2 separate regions of the Homo sapiens genome follow, and region 2 is linked to region 1. Evidence: read pairs that join two places in POLR2A ChIA-PET (ENCODE). Cell type or tissue: K562. All regions are shown on one strand. Links, peaks and the distances in the headings refer to the core of each region. The heading gives the core; the rest is flanking DNA.

What was found. Peaks named below come from ENCODE experiments on the same cell type or tissue, not always from the same donor. Only the 100,000 strongest peaks of a DNase experiment are listed, where the experiment ranks them.
Region 2: POLR2A ChIA-PET joins it to region 1 with 5 read pairs; 4 of 35 experiments call an interaction of 5 or more read pairs at or near these places.

The regions. Positions count from the first base shown.
Region 1 is chr1:112,824,937-112,836,199 of GRCh38, reverse strand. LINC01356 (long intergenic non-protein coding RNA 1356) reads left to right here. Exons shown (of 7, transcript NR_103746.1): 4 at 7,689-7,723; 5 at 10,528-10,687. Among named protein-coding and RNA genes, the nearest start is that of LINC01357, 19 kb to the left of the region's middle. In K562, for the core only: no CTCF peak of the experiment used is centred there; no DNase peak of the experiment used is centred there.
Region 2 is chr1:112,885,027-112,896,636 of GRCh38, reverse strand. It overlaps LOC124904342 (a long non-coding RNA gene), which reads right to left and starts at 467. Exons shown (of 2, transcript XR_007066442.1): 1 at 238-467. It also overlaps the pseudogene RPL39P8. In K562, for the core only: no CTCF peak of the experiment used is centred there; DNase peaks (open chromatin) are centred at 7,788 and 8,608.

The DNA of each region.
Region 1 (11,263 bases), core at 7,264-11,263:
TTTTGTATTTTTAGTAGAGACGGGGTTTCACCATGTTGGTCAGGCTGGTCATGAACTCCGGACCTTGGGTGATCCACCCGCTCGGCCTCCCAAAGTCCTGGGATTACAGGCATGAGCCACTGTGCCCGGCCTGATATTGTCAGTCTTTTTAACTTTATCATTTTAGTCAGTTGGCAGTGTGGTTTTAATTTACATTTCCCTGATGACTAATGATGTTGATCATTTTTTCATGTACTTGTCATCTGTATAATTTTGTGAACTTTCGTTTTTCAAACCTGATATTTAACAAGGTCTTAAAGATATTAAGTACCTTGAGTTTTTGTCTTTCAAACTCTTTGAGTGACTTTTTCGGGCTTATCTGACAGTGAAATGAATAATATAGTTGAAAATCGTAGGTCAGGCGCAGTGGCTCACACCTGTAATCCCAGCAGTTTCGGAGGCCAAGGGAGCCCAGGAGTTTGAGACCAGCCTGGGCAATGTGGCAAAACCCCATCTCTACAAAAAATACAAAAATTAGTCGGGTGAGGTGGCACAGACCTATAGGCACAACTACATGGGAGGCTAAGGCAGGAGGATAGCTTGAGCCCAGGAGATCGAGGCTTCAGTGAGCCAAGATTGTGCCACTGCACTCCAGCCTGGGTGACAGAGCGAGACCCTGTCTCAAAAAAATAAAAAATAGGCCAGGTGCGGTGGCTCACACCTGTAATCCCAGGACTTGGGAGGTCGAGGCAGGTGGATTACCTGAGGTCAGGGGTTCAAGACCAGCCTGACCAACATGGAGAAACCCCGCCTCTACTAAAAATACAAAATTAGCCGGGCGTGGTGGTGCATGCCAGCTACTCGGGAGGCTAAGGCAGGAGAATCACTTGAACTCCGGAGGTGAAGGTTGTGGTGAGCTGAGATTGCACCATTGCACTCCAGCCTGGGCAGCAAGAGCGAAACTCCGTTTCAAAGAAAAAGAAAAAAAAAAAATCAAATCCTTAAATGCATGGCAGTGCATTTAAATAAGTGGTTATGAAGTCTAATTGCATGGAAAGATACTTTTTTTTTTCTTTTTTTGAGACAGAGTCTCGCCCTGTCATCCAGGCTGGGGTGCAGTGAGTGGTGCGATCTCAGCTCACTGCAACCTCCACCTCCTGGGTTCAAGCGATTCTCCTGCCTCAGCCTCTCAAGTAGCTGGGATTACAGGTGTGCACCACCATGCCCTGCTAATTTTTGTATTTTTAATAGAGACGGAGTTTTGCCATGTTGGCCAGGCTGGTCTCAAATGCCTGACCTCAGGTGATCTGCCGGCCTTGGCCTCCCAAAGTGTTGGGATTACAGGTGTGAGCCACCATGCCCAGCTGGAAAGATACTTGTAAGCATAAAACAATGTTAAATGAAAAAAGCAGAACATCTGCCAGGCACGGTGGCTCACGCCTGTAATCCCAGCACTTTGGGAGGCCGAGATGGGTGGATCATGATATTAGGAGATCGAGACCATCCTGGCTAACATGGTGAAACCCCGTCTCTACTAAAAATACAAAAAATTAGCTGGGCATGGTGGCACGTGCCTGTAATCCCAGCTACTCGAGAGGCTGAGGCAGGAGAATCGATTGAACCTGGGAGGCGGAGGTTGCAGTGAAGCGAGATCACACCACTGCTCTCCAGCCTGGGCGGCAGAGCGAGACTCCATCTGAAAAAAAAAAAAAAAAAAAGAAAAAAGAAAAAAAAATGCAGAACACAAACTACAAACTAGGTGAATTCTGTATATATAATATACTTTCAGAAATAAAGGGCGATGGAAATACACACAAAATTCTAAACATACTTGAGATGATTTTTTTCCATATTCTAGTTTTCCTTGATGTGAATATGATTGTTACCTTGTCACTAATAATAAAAGAAGAAAAGTGAATAGATGTGAAATAAAAGGGTTCTAGCTAGAGACACTTGACTCCTATAAAGACGTGAATGGTTATTACAAGCACATTACTTTTTCTGCTTCTCCAAGAGTTGCATTCTGGTGAAAGAGAGGTGAGTATAACACGGAACTCAAGAACACAATGGTCTTGCCTCACTATTTTGCTGGTGCTGGACCAAAGCTGTGAAGTGTAGCATCCACAGGCCACCTGTGCCGGCCACCAGTGCCTCCTTCTTGCAGGCAGTGCTCTTGGAGACAGCATTCCTGTGGTTCCCTTCTGATCACCATTCAGCTGCAAGTGAGTATTTACCTCAGGGAGCCAGAGTGTTCAGCTGTCAGCCACTCACAGTATTGTGGTTATTCTCAACCATTATCTTACTGAGCTAAACATCTGAAATACATTGATGTCACAAAAAAGATGCTGATGTTGGCCAAAAGAGAAAGCCTACCTTTCCACATAGTCATTCAGTGGATATTATGACAGCATGTGCCAGTGCTAAGCACTGTTCTAGGCATTGAGGATTCAGCAAGGAGCAAAACCCAGCTGTCTGTATTTCATAGATTTTACCTTCTAGTAAGGAAAGACACAACAGTAAATTATAAGGAAATAAGTTTTCTGATTGAAGCAATAGATATAGGATTAACCTTTTATTCATTCATTCATCCAAACTATTTTTTGGAACAAGTTCTATATGCCTCACTTCTGGATAGGAGAGAAGTAACAGTGAACAAACAAGTTCCTAACACCTGCAGCTTCTCAGGAGTTCGAGACCAGCCTGGCCAACATGGCGAAACCCTGTCTCTATTAAAAATACAAAAATTAGCCGGGCGTGGTGGTGGGTGCCTGTAATCCCAGCTACTCGGGAGGCTGAGGCAGGAAAATCGCATGAACCCGGAGGCAGAGGTTGCAGTGAGCCAAGATCGTGCCATTGCACTCCAGTCTGGGCGACAAGAGCAAGACTCCATCTCAAAAAAGAAAAAGAAAAGAAATGCCATATTAGGCCAGGCACAGTGGCTCATGCCTGTAATCCCAACACTTTGGGAGGCCGAGGCGGGTGCATCACCTGAGGTCAGGAGTTTGAAACCAGCCTGGCTAACATGGTGAAACCCTGTCTCCACTAAAAGTACAAAAATTAGCCTGGCGTGGTGGCACATGCCTGTAATCCTGGCTTCTTGGGAGGCTGAGGCAGGAGAATCACTTGAACCTGGGAGTTGCAGATTGCAGTGGGCCAAGATCATGTCACTGCACTGTCCGGTCTGGGCAACAGAGGGAGACTCCGTCTCAAAAATTAATAAATAAAGATAATAATATAGGTTCTTGTGGAAGACAGTAGTTATACAAAGTAGTTACACAATCCTTTGTCAAAAGCCTGCGTAGTAGAGCACATCTCCCCCATGATTATTTGCTTTGTTATTTCATATATAAACAAGCATTGGACCTAAGGTGGGCACCTTCCTCCTCTTGCTTCTGGGAACTCCCTGCTCTGCCCATTGAGTAGCCATTCTTTCATTCCTTTGCTTTCTTAATAAACTTGCTTTCACTATACTCTGTGGACTACCCCCAGATTCTTTTGTAGCAGGATGAGCCGCAGACAAAACTCCTCAGACACTGGGTTAAAGAAGGAAGGAGCTTTATTCAGCTGGGAACTTTGGCAGACTTGTGTCTCAAAAGCCGAGCTCCCCAAGTGAGGAATTCCTGTCCTTTTTAAGGGCTTACAACTTTAAGGGGGAAGGTCCATGTGAGAGGGTTGTGATTGATTGAGCAAGCAGTGGGTACGGGACTGGGGGTTGCATGCACCGATAATTAGAATGGAACAGAACAGGACAGGGATTTTCACAATGCTTTTCCATACAATGTCTGGAATCTATAGATAACATAACCGGTTAGGTCAGGGGTCGATCTTTAACCAGGCCCAGGGTGCGGCAACGGGCTGTCTGCCTGTGGATTTCGTTTCTGCCTTTTAGTTTTTACTTCTCCTTTCTTTGGAGGCAGAAATTGGGCATAAGACAATGTGAGGTGTGGTCTCCTCCCTTATTCCCCCGCTTTGAGAACCTCACTCATTAATGGGAGTTTTCACTTTCATCCTCACTACCCATGTCTTCTTGCAAGATAGATTAATAGTGATTCATATAGTACAATTGTGCTGAAGTATTTTGATGGACTAAGGTAGTGACAAAACTTTTCATTACTTGAAGGAGCAAAGGCAGCACACAGGGAAGCAACAAGCAGGTTCCTGTTACTATTATAATTCCTATATAGGAGTTTTAAATCCTCCTAGTGCTGGAAACCATTTTCCAAACATGGACCTAGGATTAAACCCATGCCACACCTGCACAGGCACATGTGCCAGCTTTGTTATATCTTTAACTATATCTTCAACTACTTGCCCTTGGTCATCTATGTGCAGACAGCAATTGGTCAGGTTAAACTTTCCACAGACCCCTCCTTCAGCTGCTAGCAAGTAGTCTAGGGCTAGTCTATTTTTATGAATAGCATTTCTCTTCTGGGTTTCTTGCCAGGCTAAAACAGTTGGAGCTCTGCCAGTTTTATTAGTGATTATTTGTAAGGCAGTTTGTAACTGTATGATTTGGTTGAGCATATAAATGGAGGTTTGGTATCCCCACAAGCCATCCTGTGCCCAAGTGGCAGGTCCATGATACTGTATGATTCTTTCAGGGGGCCACTTGTCATCTTTCCAGTTGCCTATAGCTATGCTTTTTTTTTTCTCGGGAAGCATAGACAGGGAAGCCCAGGAGCTCACCTGTTTTTATGGGCAGTAGGAAAAAGGATGGTTTAATGGTGTCAATAACACAACTACCTGCCCATTGGTCAGGTAACTTGGCATAGGCTCTATGCCCACATATCCGGTATAATCCAGTGGGGGCTGTCCAGTCCCGGTGGGATGCCAGGTGGGTCCACATGGTTTGCAACTTTGGAAATTTACTAAACAGATTTTTTTCAGTGTGGTTTGAACTCCACTAAGTGGCTGTTTTTGTAGTACTATTATACAGTTTTTGCCCAAGGCAGCTGAGTCTTCCCATAGGAAGGGTGAAGTCCGTCCTCACCCTTGCTATACAGTATTGTCTAATAATTGAGGTTTTTCAGAACCCAGAAGTTGCCAGTCTTTAACTTATTTTAAAAATGGTAGTCATAGGGAGCTCAGATGGATTATAGCACACATCAGGCTGGTCAGTTCCTGGGCTACATACCTTGTATAGCATTATATAAATCAGTTCCTTTTAGAGTCCCCGTACACTTATAATAACCATAAAATAATGGGACTATAGCAACCTTTTGTCCTACCTCAGTGACTTGATGTATATACTGGGAACAGTGCTCAGTCTGAGGAAGGCCAGTCGAAGTCCTTACTGTACAAGTCCAAATTTTAAGGAAAATGAGTCCTGCGATGAGTTTCCTCATGCTTCGGCCATGCGTGGACCAGTCAGCTTCTGGGTGTGACTGGAGCAGGGCTTGTGGTCTTCTTCAGAGTCACTTTGCGAGGGTTGGCGAAGCTGCTCCTGTCCACATACAGCTCCCAGTCTACTGATGTTCAAGGATGGTCTCGGAGGTTGGGCCTGCAGAAATAAACTGAGTCCAACACCTTTTACACAGTTATGTTCAACTGGGCTCTCTGATACCGGGAGCAAGGTGGCGGGGTTCAGGGTGTTGCAAACTTCAATGATTATGCGGGAATTTTCACAGAGCAAGCTTTGGTATCTAGTTAGTCTAGCATTCGTTAGCCAATGATGTCTTTTGGTATTTATTAAAGCATGGGGGAGACTTTATGTTTAGGTTTTGCCTAAGAGTTAGCTTATCCACTTCTTGTGCTAGCAGGGGTGTTGCTGCCAAGGCCCTCAAACATGGGGGCCAACTCTTAGAAACCCCTTCTAGTTGTTTAGAGATGTAGGCCACCGGTCTCGGCCAGGGCCCCACAGTCTGGGTCAAAACTCTAACCGCCATTTTTTTTCCTCTCTCTCTAATACATATTGTGTAAAAGGTTTTGTCAGGTCAGGTAGCCCCAGGGCTGGGGCCGACATGCGTTTTTCTTTTAACTCATGAAAATATCGTCGCTGTTGGTTATAATAGATGTAGTTTATCTAATCTACATTTTTATTAACTGTCACTCACCAAAATATTGACTCAAATCCTGCAGCTATTTGATTTTGGGCTTTAAATTGTTCTGGTATTCCCCATGGGACTCCAATTGAGTCTTAATAGATGTGAGAGTAGAAAGACCCATAAGGGGCTTCTCTCACTTTATGATGTCTTATTTTTCCTCCCTCTGGTTGATGAAATGCCAGGGTGAAAGGGATAGCCAACTGGACTAAAGCATAAGTGCCACTCCAGTTATTTGGCAGAGTGCCTAGTAAAGGTCCACCACAATACCACCACACATCCGCTTGGGGATGAACAAGGGCTGATTGATACATAAGCTCTTGAAAATTCTTAAGCTCACTGCATCCCTTCAGGTCTCCAAGGAACACTAAGTTTCCTCCCTGTCATGAGAGACATGAAGCGAACTTAGTTTTGGGAGAGGGAAGCTGGATGGCCCTTGGTGGCTGACCCACAGGGTGCCGGACTTCAGGATATAGCAGAGAGAGCTTGGCATGACTTATTACTCCAGGCTGTAGAATCCTGGAAAAGAGCTACCATGCAGCCCATGCCTGGTCTACTGGAGGACCACCTTAGTGGAAAGCGGACAATCAGGGCCTCTGGCCTGCCACATGCACAAGCATAACAATCACTTTTGTTTAATGTGTGGACAGAATATTTGATCCATTCCAACCAGGCATTTGCATCTTGATATCCTGTCTTAATTGCCAAAGTTCATTTTAAGTCTTTAACTTCTATGATCCTCTAGTAAAATGAATGTATGGTTTTAGGAAATTACAAAAACTGGTTGGGGCAGTCCATCCTTGCTGTTTAGTGGTCCACAGAACGTTGGACCAACTACGGCATAAAAGCTCTAAATTGGGGGGCAAGACTCCTGGTTGTCACTGGGGTCTTTATCGAAATCTCCCTGGATTAAATGGTCCCAATTTATTAATGCCCAGTCTGAGGAGAGTCAGGAGGGACAGAGGTACTTTTCTGAAGTAGAGAGCTGTCTTTGACTTGGCAAGTCCCCACAGGGTGTAACAAGGCAAGCATTAAATGCAATAGTTTGAGATGAAATTGACTTGGTTATGTTAATAACTAGATGGTCAGCAATAGAGAGAGGAAAGAAGAAAGAGTAATAGAATAGATGAAGAAGTTAAATTTTTCTTAGCTTTAGTTTGGTAGGGTTTTCCCCTGGGACTCTGGCCCATGACTCTGGAGGGGTGGCACTTTCTTGACTCAGGTGTGATGAGTCCATCCCCTTTCCGCTGTATGAACAGTAGTCTTGGTGGTTAACAGCACAAGATAGGGTCATTCCCAGGCTGACTCGAGTTTTCCTTCTTTCCACCCTTTGGTAAGAACATGATCTTCAGGCTGGTGCTGTTTTACTGGAAATTCTAGGGGTGGTACATGTGCTAAACCAAGTATATAATTTTTAAGAAATTGACCTTTTGTTTTAAATGTGGGGACATCAGCAGTGGACTTTATAGTCCTTGGTGCCTTTTTACTGAGAAATTTCCTTTAGCACCTATTTTTATTTGTTTTCACCTATTTTTATTTGTTTTTAGACCAAAGAAAGCTAAACACCATTTTATATTTGACAACGCTTCCTGTATGTTTATACCAGATAAGCTAAATGTCACCTTTATTTGAGTGTGTTATTAATGTTAAACTTTGTTTTCTTTGTAGACATATTTATTCAATTTTTAATGTCAGACCATAAGGTAAGATTTTTATAGACTCTTTTTAACCTTTTATAATTTTTGTTAAAGAGCAGGTTAGCACTTTAAGAAAAACCCGTTGTGTTTTTTTTTAATGTTCAGTTCACAGAAAAAAAATGATACCCCTTTAACTTTAGCCAATATGTTTACACACAGAATTTCCTTTACAATTAACATTTTAAAACTTGCTTAAACCTTCAAAGCAAATTTTTTTAAACCTTTTAATGTAGGTAAAAATCCACATCCTTATGCTTCCTTTTAATCCTTTTACCAGAGGTATAGTTTACTTTTCTTATACACCTTGCACATAAACTTTTTCTCCAATAGTTTTACATTCAGGAGGCCTAATTACTTTTAAATTGTACAACATTTCTTGCATAAATTCTTTTTTTATAACTTTTTTTCATGACTTTTGCAGACAATTCTTCGACATGCCTCAACTTTCTGACTTATTACAAACATTTCTTTCTTTAAACAACCAGTTAATTTATTTTAGGACAAGAATTTACCATATAACATTTTTTTTTTTAGATAAATTCTGCCCCTTCTTTTTTCCCCCCTTTTTTTTGAAGACGATAACCATTCTTTTCCAAAGCAAGCTTCCTTTATATCTGTGGACTAGACTGTCTAAGGACACAAGATTAGAAGTTAGTATAATACATGTTACACTGTTTACATTTAGCAAACTTTACTTTTGTTGAAAACCTTGTAAGTTTGGGATTTCAATTATTCTTTGCTATTAATAAGACCTTGTTTAGTCCAAATTAACTTATAATTGGTATAGATGGCTTTTTTCTTTTTTTTTCCTTCAATTACCTGGGAGGAACCATCTATTGTCCTATCCTACAGGGAGTTCCTACTAGGTCTGGTCAACCTTGGTATGGTAATTAAGATTTAGATCCCGTTAGGAAACCTGCTGGGTTAAGGGAATTTTCAGTGGTTAATGTCTCTGTCTCTTTCCTTTCTCTCTCTCTGCTGGTCTTTCCTTGCCTCTGCCAGCTGCTTATGCTGCTGTTCTCTCAACCACTGTGGGGGGCATCTAAAACCAGCTGTAACCAAGTGTCTATGTACAGGAACTGGTCTGGGTGCCCTGGCTTACCTTGTGCCATACCTTTGAAACAAAGGACCTGTCCAGGCTTCCTTCTGATGGCCAACCCACCTCTAATGCTGGCCAGTCTATTTCACACAAAGTTCTAAGTTTTCCTGGTGTCATAGTAACACTGTAATCTCCCTTAAATCCTTTCTTGAAATTGTTCAGCATAGTTCCTAGTGGGGTGGGCTTAGTTTGTGCCTGATCCATGCTTCCTCGAGACAAAACACCACACTCACACCACTCGCACCCCACAAAACAAAGAACAAGTAAAAAGGGCACACACACACTTTTACAGTTTACACCAAACCAGAATCAAAACCAAAATCAGAGTATCAGGAAATCCAAGCCAGGCCAAAACCAAAACCAAAGTATCAAGTAATCCAAGTCAAGTAAAAAACAAAAACCAAAGTGCTGGTAGAGGCACGCCATGGGTGATCAGGCCACGCTTCCACTCAAATGGAGTGCACAAGTTCCAAAGACCAGTCTTAGCAAGTTTCAGATGTCCAGACTCCAAGTGCCAGTTCCTTCCCGGTGTTCATCCACTGTGTTGATCCTCTGCAGGGGCCTGCCACACGCTGCTCTGGCGAGGCATCCCACTGGGGCAATTGCCTACCCGGGAGTGCTGTTTGGATCTGCGTCACTCAGGCTGGTCGGAGTACCCCGTAGGGATGCTCCACAAGACAGGCCTAAGTCACCTAAGGGGCTGCCTCGACCGTCTGCCAATCACCTTGCTTCCCCATCAGGGAACCAAGAAATGTAGCAGGACAAGCCACAGACAAAACTCCTCAGACACCAGGTTAAAGAAGGAAAGAGCTTTATTCAGCCAGGAACTTCAGCAGGCTTGCTTCTCAAAAGTTGAACTTCCTGAGAGAGCAATTCCTGTCCCTTCTAAGGGCTTACACATCTAAGGGGGTCTGCATGAGAGGGTTGTGATCAATCAAGCAAGCAGTGGGTACGTGACTGGGGGTGCAGCACCGATAATCAGAATGGAACAGGACAGGGATTTTCACAATGCTTTTCCATACAATGTCTGGAATCTGTAGATAAGATAACCGGTTAAGTCAGGGGTCGATCTTTAACTACCAGGCCTAGGGCACGGCACCGGGCTGTCTGCCTGTGGATTTCATTTCTGCCTTTTAGTTTTTACTTCTTTCTTTGGAGGCAGAAATTGGGCATAAAACAATATGAGGGATGGTCTCCTCCCTTACTGTCTTTCAGGAGATCCAAGAACTCTCTTGGGGTCTGGATTGGGACCTCTTTCAGTAACAGTATTCTAGGATTGATTCTGGAACTTAAAAAGGATGTTAGGGGAAAAGCTGATCCATGGTTTAGTGTCAGGCCTCTGAGCCCAAGCCATCATATCCCCTGTGACCTGCATGTATGCATCCAGGTGGCCTGAAGTAACTGAAGAATCACAAAAGAAGTGAAAATGGCCTGTTCCTGCCTTAACTGATGACATTACCTTGTGAAATTCCTTCTCCTAGCTCATCCTGGCTCAAAAGCTCCCCCACTGAGCACCTTGTGACCCCCGCCCCTGCCTACCAGAGAACAACCTCCTTTGACTGTAATTTCCCACTACCTACCCAAATCCTATAAAACGGCCCCACCCCTATCTCCCTTTGCTGACTCTCCTTTCGGACTCAGCCCACCTGCACCCAGGTGAAATAAGCAGCCTTGTTGCTCACACAAAACCTGTTTGGTGGTCTCTTCACAGCAACGCGAATGAAATTTGGTGCCATCACTCGGATCAGGGGACCTCCCTTGGGAGATCAATCCCCTGTCCTCCTGCTCTTTGCTCCATGAGAAAGATCCACCTACGATCTCTGCTCCTCAGACCAACCAGCCCAAGGAACATCTCACCAATTTTAAATCGGGTAAGCGGCCCCTCTTTACTCTCTTCTCCAACCTCTCTCACTATCCCTCAACCTCTTTCTCCTTTCAATCTTGGTGCCATCTTTCAATCTCTCCCTTCTCTTAATTTCAGTTCCTTTCCTTTTCTGGTAGAGACAAAGGAGACATGTTTTATCCATGGACCCAAAACTCCGGTGCCAGTCACGGACTCAGGAAGACAGTCTTCCTTTGATGTTTAATCACGTGGGGATACCTGCCTGATTATTCACCCACATTTCATCAGTGTCTGATCACCGCAGGGACGCCTGCCTTGGTCATTCACCCACATTCCCTTGCTGGCAAGTCAATTGCAGGGATGCCTGCTTTGGCTGCTCACCCACATTGCAGCCCAGGGCTGCTCACCCAACCCCTTCCCGCCATGTCTCTACCCTCTCTTCTCTCCACTTTCCTGGGGGGCAAGCACCCCCCCACCCCTTCTCTCCATGTCTCTACCCTGTCTTTTCTCTGGACTTGCCTCCTTCACTATAGGCAACCTTCCACCCTCCATTCCTCCTTCTTCTCCCTTAGCCTGTGTTCTCAAGAACTTAAAACCTCTTCAA
Region 2 (11,610 bases), core at 5,419-9,418, 62 kb before region 1:
AGCTTGAACTTGGGAGCGGAGGCTGCAATGAGCCGACATAGTACCACTGTACTCCATCTTGGGTGAGACAGTGATACTCCTCTGTCTCAAAAAAAAAAAAATTGTAGAAGTGGTTTCCTGCCCAGATCCTGACTGACAGTAGGTTTGAGGACACAGGCCAAGAGAAGCAGTACCACAGGCTGTGCTTCTGATCCAGCGAGGTGCCCATTGCTGCTCCCAATGGGGCTAGAGACTCACCATTGTTCCTGCGCAGCTAAGTGCCTAGGTTCGTCCTGATGGAGCTGAACACTAGTTGCTGGGTTCCACAGTTCTCTTCCGTGACTCACGACTTCTAATAGAGCTGTAACACTCACTACATGGCCCAAGGTTCCATTCCTTGGAATCTGGGAGGCCAAGAACTCCAGGTCAGAGAAGAAAAGGCTTGCCGCCATCTTGGGAGCAGCCCGCCACCATCTTGGGAGCTCTAAGAACAAGGACCCACCAGTAACACACCCACTTTGGCCTCCCAGAGTGCTGGGATTACAAGCATGAGCCACCGCACTTAGCCCACAGGTTGTTTTAGAATGAAGAAATTGATAAAGGCAAAAACTGAATAGACAGAAAGTTGAAAAGAGCAAGAGAGCAAAAGTGAGAATCTGATGTGTCAAATCAGCTGAAATTGAATGAATTTATTCTAGGAGTGTGTCCGAAATTGGTGGGTTCTTGGTCTCACTGACTTCAAGAATGAAGCCACGGACCCTCACGGTGAGTGTTACAGTTCTTAAAGATGGTGTGTCCGGAGTTTGTTCCTTCTGATGTTCAGATGTGTTCGGAGTTTCTTTCTTCCGGTGGGTTCATGGTCTCGCTGGCTTCAGGAGTGAAGTTAAAGACCTTCGCAGTGAGTGTTACAGCTCATAAAGGCAGTCCAGATCAAGAGTGAGCAGCAGCAAGATTTATTGCAAAGAGCAAAAGTACAAAGCTTCCACAGTACAGAAGGTGACCCGAGCGAGTTGCCACTGCTGGTTTGGGCAGCCTGCTTTTATTCCCTTATCTGGCCCCACCCACATCCTGCTGATTGGTCCGTTTTGACAGGGTGCTGATTGGTGAGTTTACAATCCCTGAGCTAGACACAGAGTGCTGACTGGTGTATTTACAATCCTCTAGCTAGACGTAAAAGTTCTCCAAGTCCCCACTAGATTAGCTAGACACAGAGCACTGATTGGTGCGTTTACAAACCTTGAGCTAGACACAGGGTGCAGAGTGTGTTTACAAACCTTGAGCTAGACATAGAGTGCTGATTGGTGCATTTACAATCCTTTAGCTAGACATAAAAGTTCTCCAAGTCCCCACCAGATTAGCTAGATACAGAGTGCTGATTGGTGCATTTACAAATCTTGAGCTAGACACAGAGCACTGACTGGTGTCTAAAGGATTTACAATCCTTTAGCTAGACACAAAATTTCTCCAAGTCCCCACCAGATTAGCTAGATACAGAGTGCTGATTGGTGCATCCACAAACCCCGAGATAGACACAGAGTGCTAATTGGTGCATATACAATCCTCCAGCTGGACATAAAAGTTCTCCAGCTGGCTTTGCCTAGTAGATCCCCCCGCCAGGGCCGCAGGCCGAGGTGCCCGCCAGTCCTGCACCACAGACCTGCACTCCTCAGCCCTTGGGCTGTCGATGGGAAGGGGCGCCGCAGCGCAGCGGCGCAGGTCCCGAGCCCTGCCCCACAAGGAGGTGGCTGAGACCCGGCAAGAATTTGAGGCGGCGCGGGCAGGCTGGCAGTGCTGGGGGACCCGGCGCCTCTTCCACAGCTGCTTGCCTGGGTGCTAAGCCCCTCACTGCCGGGGCCGGCGGGCCAGTCTGAGTGCAGGGCCTGCCGAGCCCACACCCACGAAGAACTCGCGCTGGCCCGCGAGCGCCACACGCAGCCCCGGTTCCTGCCCGTGCCTCTCCCTCCACACCTCCCCGCAAGCAGAGGGAGCCGGCTCCAGCCTCGGCCAGCTCAGAGAGGGGCTCCCACGGTGCGGCAGCGGGCTGAAGGGCTCCTCAAGCGTGGCCAGAGTGGGCGCTGAGGCTGAGGAGGCGCCAAGAGCCAGCAAGGACTGCCAGCATGCTGTCACCTCTCGGGAGTTTTTAAAAATGAATCTTAATGTCAAAGTTACACTGATGCAAAACTAGAATTTGATCTTTTTTTTGAGACCGTCTCACTCTGTCACCCAGGCTGGAGTGCAGTGGTGTGAACACGGCTCATTGCAGTCTGGACTTCTGGGCTCATGTGATCCTCCCACCTCAGCCCCCAAAGTAGCTGAGACTACAGGCACATGCCACCATGCTAAAACTGCCCTTTGCAAGATTACGACTGAGACGGTGAAAGAGATCTAACTAACCGACTACATCTTGCTTCCAATCTTTAAGCTGTTGTTGTTCCTTCATGGGCATAGGCTAAACTAACTTTGGAAGAAACATATAGTTTACAGTTTAAAACAAAACAGCCCTTTCTCAAAACAAACCTCTTTCTTGCCTGGGACTAGACCGCCCTTGTAGGACTAACAAGTTAGCCACAAGATTAGAAATTATGGCTTAGGAGTCTTGCAGCTGGAGGCTACAAGATTCTGACCCTCCCTAAACTGCTCCTAAGATCAGTGCTTGAGATATTTTGCAGACCCTGCACTTGACTGATAAACTGGCACCACGGAGTAGATAAACTGGCTCAACTGATCTTGCAGCCCCCACCCAGAAAATGACTCTTAGCACAAGAGGATAGCTTCAACTTCCCATGATTTCAGCTGTGACTCAACCAATCAACACTCTCAACTCACTGGCCTTCCCCCACCCACCAAATTATCCTCAAAAACTCTGATCACCAAATGCTCCAGGAGGCTGATTTGAATAATAATAAAACTCCAGTCTCTAGCACAGCTGCCTCTGCATGAATTACCCTTTCTCTATTGCAATTCCCCTGTTTTGATAAATTAGCTATATCTAAGCAACCGGCAAGGTGAACCCATCAGGCCATTAAAATGCCTGCCTAATTTTTGTATTTTTTGTAGAGACGAGGTTTCGCCAAGTTTGGCTGGCTGGTCTCGAACCCCTGAGCTCTGGCAATCTGCCAGCCAGGGTCTTCCAAAGTGCTAAGATTACAGTACCACCACACCCAGACACATTTGGCCTCTTCTTTTAAAACAATAGGGTTTCCTTGGAGTAGATAAGAGACTGAAAGGGATTATCTTCGAAGTGATCTGTGTGAGGGGGAAAAAAAAGCTTCTGTGTTTTATCAAGAAAATTTCATGTGCTTCATGTTGTCTTGTATTAGGTCTTTTTTTTTTTTTTTTTTTTTTTAATTGGAGATGGAGTTTCACTCTTCTTGCCCAGGATGGAGTGCAATGGTGCAATCTCGGCTCACTGCAACCTCTGCCTCCCAGGTTCAAGCAATTCTCCTGCCTCAGCTGCCTGAGTAGCTGGGATTACAGGCATGTGCCACCTTGCCTGACTAATTTTCTATTTGTAGTAGAGATGGGGTTTCTCCATGTTGGTCAGGCTGATCTTGAACTCTGGACCTCAGGTGATCTGCCCACCTTGGCCTCCCAAAGTGCTGGGGTTACAGTCGTGAGCTACCGTGCCCAGCCTGTGTTAGGTCTTTTGATTATTTAAGAACTTAGTCTTCTCAATATTAAAACTGCTAATTTTTTTAAAACTAATTTTCTGTACTTGCCTTTGAAATGTTTAGTCACTTTGGCATTTCTTCATAATTATCTGTGATCCTGTTAAATCAAGTGTTGTTTTGTTTTGTTTTTGGAGACAGAACCTCGCTGTTGCCCAGGCTGGAGTGCAGTGGCATGATCTTGGCTCATTGCAACCTCTGCCTCCCAGGTTCTAGCGATTCTCCCACCTCAGCTGGGACTACAGGTGCACACCAACATGCTTGGCTAATTTTTTGTATTTTAGTAAAGATGGGGTTTCACCATGTTGCCCAGTCTGGTCTCGAACTGCTGAGCTCAGGCAGTTCGCCCACCTTGGCCTCCCAAAGTACTAGGATTACAGGTGTGAACCACCGTGCCTGGCCTAAATCAAGTGTTTTCAACCTTTGATATTTTCAACAAACTTCCCAAAATCAAATTCTAAATTGTTTTTTTCTTTTGTTTTTGATATGGCTTCTCACTCTGTTGCCCAGGTTGGAGTGCAGTGCCATGATCTCAGCTCACTGTAACCTCAGTCTCCTGGGTTCAAGTGATTCTCCTGCCTCAGCCTTCCGAGTAGCTGGGATTACAGGCACACAGCACCATGCCCAGCTAATTTTTGTATTTTTAGTACAGAATGGAGTTTCTCCATGTTGGCCAGGCTGGTCTTGAACTTCTGAGCTCAAGCAATCAGCCAGCCTAGGCCTCCCAAAGTTCTGGGATTACAGGCATGAGCCACTGTGCCTGGCTAAATTGTTTTTTTCTTCACTTTAACTTTGGGATTTTCCAGACAGGTTTCTTGAATGTATCAAAATAATTTGTATAAAAAGAGAGATATTAAACTGATTAGGCTTATTTTAGATGTTAAATTATATGAGGAGAATTGTCAAATGATAAGTGCTGCTAAAACCTTATATTTGTAATTGATATGAGTATTCCAGAAATTATATGAAATTTCTAAAAATCTAACATGTCCTGGTATAATAGTATCAGTCATAATTTTGATTATTATGTTAAAATGTTGCATGTCACATAAATAATGAAATTTCTTTTTCTTTTCTTTTCTTTTTTTTTGAGACAGCATTTCACTCTTGTTGCCCAGGCTGGAGTGCAATGGTGTGATCTCGGCTCACCACAACCTCCACCTCCCAGTTTCAAGTGATTCTCTTGCCTCGGCCTCCTGAGTAGCTGAGATTACAGGCGCCCGCCACCACGCCCGGCTAATTTTGTATTTTTAGTAGAGACGGGGTTTCTCCATGTTAATCAGGCTAGTCTTGAATTACCGACGTCAGGTGATCTGCCACCTTGGCCTCCCAAAGTGCTGGGATTACAGGCATGAGCCACCATGCCCAGCCAATAATGAATTTTCTATGTCAATTGTATTATAATAAACTCATATCAGATTTTTAATGATGGCCATTTTAAGTCTTGTTATCCTCAGACAGTTAACTATTTTACTCTGACACTTTCCTGAAAGCTTTTGCAAACAATTATAATCCTAAAATGTTTCATCTTCAAGGAGATTCATGGATCAATTCTAAGGAAATTGATGGGTTCATGAAACTGCTAACCCAATACTAGGCAGGACAAGAATTAATTACATAGACTGAATAAACTGACAAGGATAATGTTTGTGCCTTTTTGTTTAAAACATTTCTGGTTCTTTAATATTTGTTTTCCAGGCCGGGCGCGGTAACTCGTGCCTGTAATCCCAGTACTTTGGGAGGCAGAGGGGGGGTGTATCACCTGAGGTCAGGACTTCTGAGACCAGCCTGACGAACATGGTGAAACCCCGTCTCTACTAAAGATACAACAATTAGCTGAGCATGGTGGTGGGCGCCTGTAATCCCAGCTACTTGGGAGGCTGTGGTAGGAGAATCACTTGAACCCGGGAGGTGGAGGTTGCAGTGAGCCGAGATTATGCTAATGCACTCCAGCCTGGGTGACAGAGCAAGACTCTGTCTCAAAAAAAAAAAAAAATAAGTGAATAAAATAGAATACTCTCTTCCTTTCTCCGCCGTCATGGTGTGTGCTTGACTCCACTTCTCGCCATGTCTTCTCACAAGACCTTCAGGATTAAGCCATTCCTGGCCAAGAAACAAAAGCAAAATTGTCCCATTCCCCAGTGGATTCAGATGAAAACTGGTAATAAACTCAGGTACAACTCCAAAAGGAGACATTGGAGAAGAACCAAGCTGGATCTATAAGGAATTGCATATAAGACGGCACACATATTGATGCTGTCTGAAGGTCACAATCACGTTACCATATCAAGCTGAAAATGTCACCACTATCTAGACAGTTCGAAATGTTTTCCTCTCTGAATCTGTTATGAACGTGTTGGTTGACTGGGTTCAGTAATAAATATGAGGCCTTTCATTTCAAATAAATAAATAAAATAAAATAAATTTGTTTTCTTTAAGATTTTTTTTTCTTTTTTCTTAAGCTATCTGTAGCTTATAGAAATTTGGTAAAGTATACTTTTGTGAACAAAAATTATAACATTTACTTTTTTTCCCTACCTGATCCCTCCAGAATTATGAAACTATTAGTGAGTATCCTTATGTTTATGGCAATATAATTGTTTGCATAAGTTCAGTAAGAACCTGTTTTCCTGTAGCAAACATAATGGAAACACTGGTTAAATTAACCAAGGCTTTAACTGGAATGTTATATTTTGAGATACAACTAGGCAGCTTTAAGGAACTAAGGCTGGCATTACGGAGCCAATAAAGCACCCGTTGGAACAAAACTGGCCTGGCTTAAAAAGGTTTCTAGTCAGCCGGGCGCAGTGGCTCATGCCTGTAATCCTAGCACTTTGGGAGGCCAAGGTGGGTGGATCACCTGAGGCGAAACCCCGTCTGTCCTAAAAACACAAAAATTAGCCGGGTGTGATGGCGCACACCTGTAATCCCAGCTACTCAGGTGGCTGAGGCAGGAGAATCACTTGAACCCAGGAGGTGGAGGTTGCAGTGAGCCGAGATTGTGCCACTGTACTCCAGCCTGGGTAAGAGAATGAGAATCTGTCTCAGAAAAAAAAAAAAGATTTCTAGTCTTAAGAGCTCTGCAAGTCAAAGCTGGAAGACTTGATACAGGCTTCAGAGAAATTATCATAACAGCTTCTATATGAACAACCTTCATGCCTGTTGCTGTATGAACTACTCAGAAAGTTCACTGGAACACCTGGTGCAAACTGCGAACCAGGAAAATCTGTCAGACTGCCAGTGCCTGACCCCTTTCCAAATGAAAATGCTTTGAGAACATGTGGAGGTTAAAGCAGCTCCATCTTGGATGCTAATTTGCCACTTTGACTTCTGATTAACCCCAGTTATGGGAATGTCATTGAGATTTCTACTTTGTGTAATGTTAGCATGCACTTAACATAAATCCTGCCCTCAGGCAATTTATAGGCTATGATGCACATAGTGTGCTTGCCTTTCCCTAAGGAATCAACTTCAATTGTCCCACACATTCCTCCTGAAGCACATATGCCCTTTCCCTATGGTGTATAAGCCCTGGGTCTGGAGAGTAATATTGACAGTGCAGGGATCCACCATCTTGTGGCTGCCCAAGTCATGACTTCTGTTTGTGAATTCCTATTAAATGTTTATTTCTAAGAAACTGGATTTGTCACCCTCTTTTTTCAGCCTCTGAGCTCTCTTTCTTTTTAAAAATAGGGATGGGGGTCTTGCTATGTTGCCCAGGCTGGTCTCAAACTCCTGGGTTCAAGTGATCCTTCTGCCTCGGCCTCTCAAAGGGCTGGAATTACAGGTGTGAGCCACTGCAACTGGCCAGCCTGTCAGCTCTCTCGGTATTTGTGGGTAGGATTGTATAGACCTGCTTATCATGGAACAGACCAACATACAGAAATCTTCTTTACTGCCCTGTAGACTCAGAGACTGAGTTAATAGTTTGTTCTAGCCATTAACTTTTTGTTTTCTTTTGTTTATTTTCATTGGTTTGGTTCATGGGGACCTTGACTAAGAAACACTCCAAACTTTTGGTATATTGTCCTGACAGTCATTATGGTGGCCTCCCTGTTGTGCTGTATTCTCTCAAGCTCTTAAATGCACGTTTGCAGCCATCAACGATGTACCAGATGGTCTCCCAGTGATTAGAGCAACAAGAAGGATATGAACCACAAAAGGAATATTTCTTCCACAAGCTTGACATTGTGACTAGACAGCCTGGCTCTCCTAGGCAGCCTCCCTGCCCCTTATCCCATCTAGGGCAGCTTAGCTTCTGGAACCTTCCCCAGGAAGCTGAGCAGTTTGTGCTGCTCAGGAAGGGGCAGACACCTTGGGACCCTGCCTCAGGACCTGCTTGCATGGGAGTCAGCCCAGCCCCCTGCCAGAAGGCTCTCTGTGCCTCCTCCCACATCGGGCACGCAGCAACACATATTCTCAGAGGCAGCAAGTATGGTGGGTGCTGGGGTCAGAAAGCCCTGGGTTCAAAGCCTGGTTCTACCACTGACTGGCTGTGAGGCTCTGGGAAGATTACTTAACTCCTCTGGGCCTTAGTTTCTTCCTCTGTAAAATAAGGATAATAATTGTATGAGTCTGGCCAGGCGCGGTGGCTCATGCCTGTAATCCCAGCACTTTGGGAGGCCGAGGTGGGCGGATCACAAGGTCAGGAGATTGAGCCCATCCTGGCCAACATGGTGAAACCCCGTCTCTACTAAAAATACAAAAATTAGCCGGGCATGGTGGTGTGTGCCTGTAGTCCCAGCTACTCAGTAGGCTGAGGCAGGAGAATCACTTGAACCCAGGAGGCGGAGGCTGCAGTGAACCGAGATTGTGCCACTGCACTCCAGCCTGGGTGACAGAGTAAGACTCTGTATCAAAAAAAAAAAAAAAAAAAAAAATTGTATGAGTCAGCAGAGTTCAGTGCAGGACATAGGAACCACTGGAGGTACTTTGAGCAGAAAGTGATTTGAGACAAAGGTTGGGTGATTACAGGGTGCTTGGAGTGTCTGGATGGGGAGAGGAGAGGAAGTAAGGCTGAGTCCAGAGGGTCTGCCACCTCTACCTGAGCAGGAAGCAAGGTATGGCACCTGGAGATTTCCATTGGCACTGCAGAGTTCTGGGTTACACTGGCATGGCTGTGGTCCAGGGAGCAGATGGGGCCTCCACAGCTGTTGCCACCAACTGTCCCCGTATTCCCCGCAGGTGGTAACTGGACACTGGATGCTGCTGCAGGAAAAAGCGTGCATCTGTATGGCCCTGCTTGCCAGAAAGAACCAGCCAAAGCAGCAGGAAGGCGGACTCTGCCTCTTCCACCTTCCAAATCTCATGTGAGGGCCTAAATGTTGGATCCCCGTATGTACCCATTGCTTTCAAAGAAGTCAGGCTGGGAAACGCGGTTTTCACCTATCTGCCTCCAAAGGACAGGAGATTGGTGGGAATGGATCCTGGGTGCTATGCAGCCACATGAGTACTAAGCACACTATGACTGACAGCATCCTGAATGCTTCCCACCACATGATAGTGCCTGCTGAATAAATGTGGGCTATGGTTGATATTATAGCCATTATTGCTACATGCCTGCTATATGGCTGCACTGTGCTAGGCCCTAGGAGAGATCACGGCAAACAAGATGGGTTCCTATCCTGTAGAAATATATAGACTCAAGAGGGAGCATAAAGTAAATTGGTGAATGAAAAAAAAAAACTTCTTCATAAAAGCCAGGAGAGCATAGGGAGCTGTGGGAGCCTGGGGTGGGTGGGCACCCAGGCCCAATCTTGGATGGCAAAGGTGGAGAGGTCAGTGGATGGAGGCTTTCCGGTAGAAGGGAAGTATAGTATGATGCTTGAAGGACAAATAGAAATTGACCAAATTAAGCAGAGGGAAACAAGGGGTATGTGTACCAATGCTCATTCCACCTTGAGGGGGCATACACATACACAAAGCCCTGAATGATGGAGGGAGCATGGCATTTGCCAGGCCAGGAGTAGACAGTTTGGTCTGACCAGTGCATAGAGAGATGGTGAGGGTGGTGGGTAAGAGATGCAGCTGGAGAGGAAAGCAGGGACAGGGGTCAGAGGTCTCAGGGGGCATTGTGTGTCATTTTAAAGAATTTGATTTAGGCCAAGCTCGGTGGCTCATGCTTGTAATCCCAGCACTTTGGGAGGCCGAGGCGGGTGGATCACAAGGTCAGGATTTCGAGACCAGCCTGGCCAACATGGTGAAACCTCGTCTCTACTGAAAATACAAAAATTGGCTGAGCATGGTGGCGGGTGCCCGTAGTGCCATCTACTCGGGAGGCTGAGGCAGGAGAATCGCTTGAACCCAGGAGGTGGAGGTTGCAATGAGCCAAGATCATGCCACTGCATTCCAGCCTGGGTGACAGAGTGAGACTCCTTCTTAAAAAAAAAAAAAAGGGCTCTTGGCTCACTGCAACCTACCAAAGTGCTGGGATTACAGGTGTGAGCCACCACGCCCAGCCCATAGTGGTCTTTTTTAACAAAAGAAAAAATTTGAGCTTTAGTGTGTAGGCAATAGGGAGCCATAGAAGGTTTTTTTGTTTGTTTGTTTGTTGAGACACAGTCTCTCTCTGTCACCCAGGCTGGCGTGCAATGGTGCCATCTCGGCTCACTGCAACCTCTGCCTCCCGGGTTCAAGCTATTCTCCTGCCTCAGCCTCCCACGTAGCTGGGACTACAGGCATGTGCCACCACACCTAAAAATACTAAACATTTTTGTATTTTTAGTAGAGATGGAGTTTCACAATGTTGGCCAGGCTGGTCTGGAACTCCTGACATTAAGTGATCTGCCCACCTTGGCCTCCCAAAGTGCTGGCATTATAGGCGTGAGCCACCATGCCTGGCCCATAGAAGGTATTTAAGCAGGGAGAAGGATCATCATTTTGGTTTCAGAAATATCACTTTGATGGGGTTTGTGCAACAGTTTGTAAGAGGGCAGGACTGCAGACAAGAATTTCATTTATAATTCAGCCTTCTGGGCTGGAAATAATAATGCCCTAGAGAAGGACTGGAAATAGGCAGAGCCAATTCCAGGTAGTTTAGGAGGAGGCTGAGCAGGTCGGGTGTGGGGGTGGGGGCAGGGAGGAACCTGAGTGGCTGCCAGGTTTCGGCAGTGGGCTCACCCAATAGGGCAGGGCCTTCATCGGCTCCTGGCACTTGATACTGGGGCGCTGCCCACCCACAGTCTCCCTGTTCCTGGACTAAGTTCACTGAAAGCCTCTTCCCTCCCAACACCTTTATGGCCTGCATTCAACTCAATCCACCTGTTATGTGGAATAGTAAGCACCTATTGTGTGCCATGAATGAGGCTTCTCCCAGCCTCACCTAAGGGAGTTACCTGGTTGATTGAGAGGTTCTGAAGCAGAGATGGGAGGCTGAGGGTGAGCTGGGAAGAAGGGAAAATCTTACAGACCCTAAGCCCGTGTTCATGCCTTCTCCCCTCTGCCAGTGCTGGAGGAACTTGACTCCTGACTTCTTTTTTTTTGAGATGGAGTCTTGCTCTGTCACCCAGGCTGGAGTGCAGTGGTGCGATTTCGGCTCACTGCAACCTCCACCTCCAGGTTCAAGCAATTCTCCTGCCTTAGTCTCCTGAGTAGCTGGGATTAAAAGCACACGCCACCACGCCCAGCTAATTTTTGTATTTTTAGTAGAGACAAGGTTTCACCATATTGGCCAGGCTGGTCTCAAACTCCTGACCTCAGGTGATCCACCCACCCACCTCAGCCTCCCAAAGTGCTGGGATTGCAGGCGTGAGCCACCATGCCCGGCCAGCTCCTGACTTCTTAAACCCATGATAGGAAAGGGACATCACCAGGGCCTTAGACAAAGCCTCTGGGCTCCTACTGAAACAGGCAGCCAACTCAGCCTCTTTCTGCTCAGAAAGTCGAAAAGTTCTGTGTTTCTACTGCTGTAAGATCCAGGAGTAAAGGAGAGACCCACCTGGCTCATCACCCACAGGACTCACTG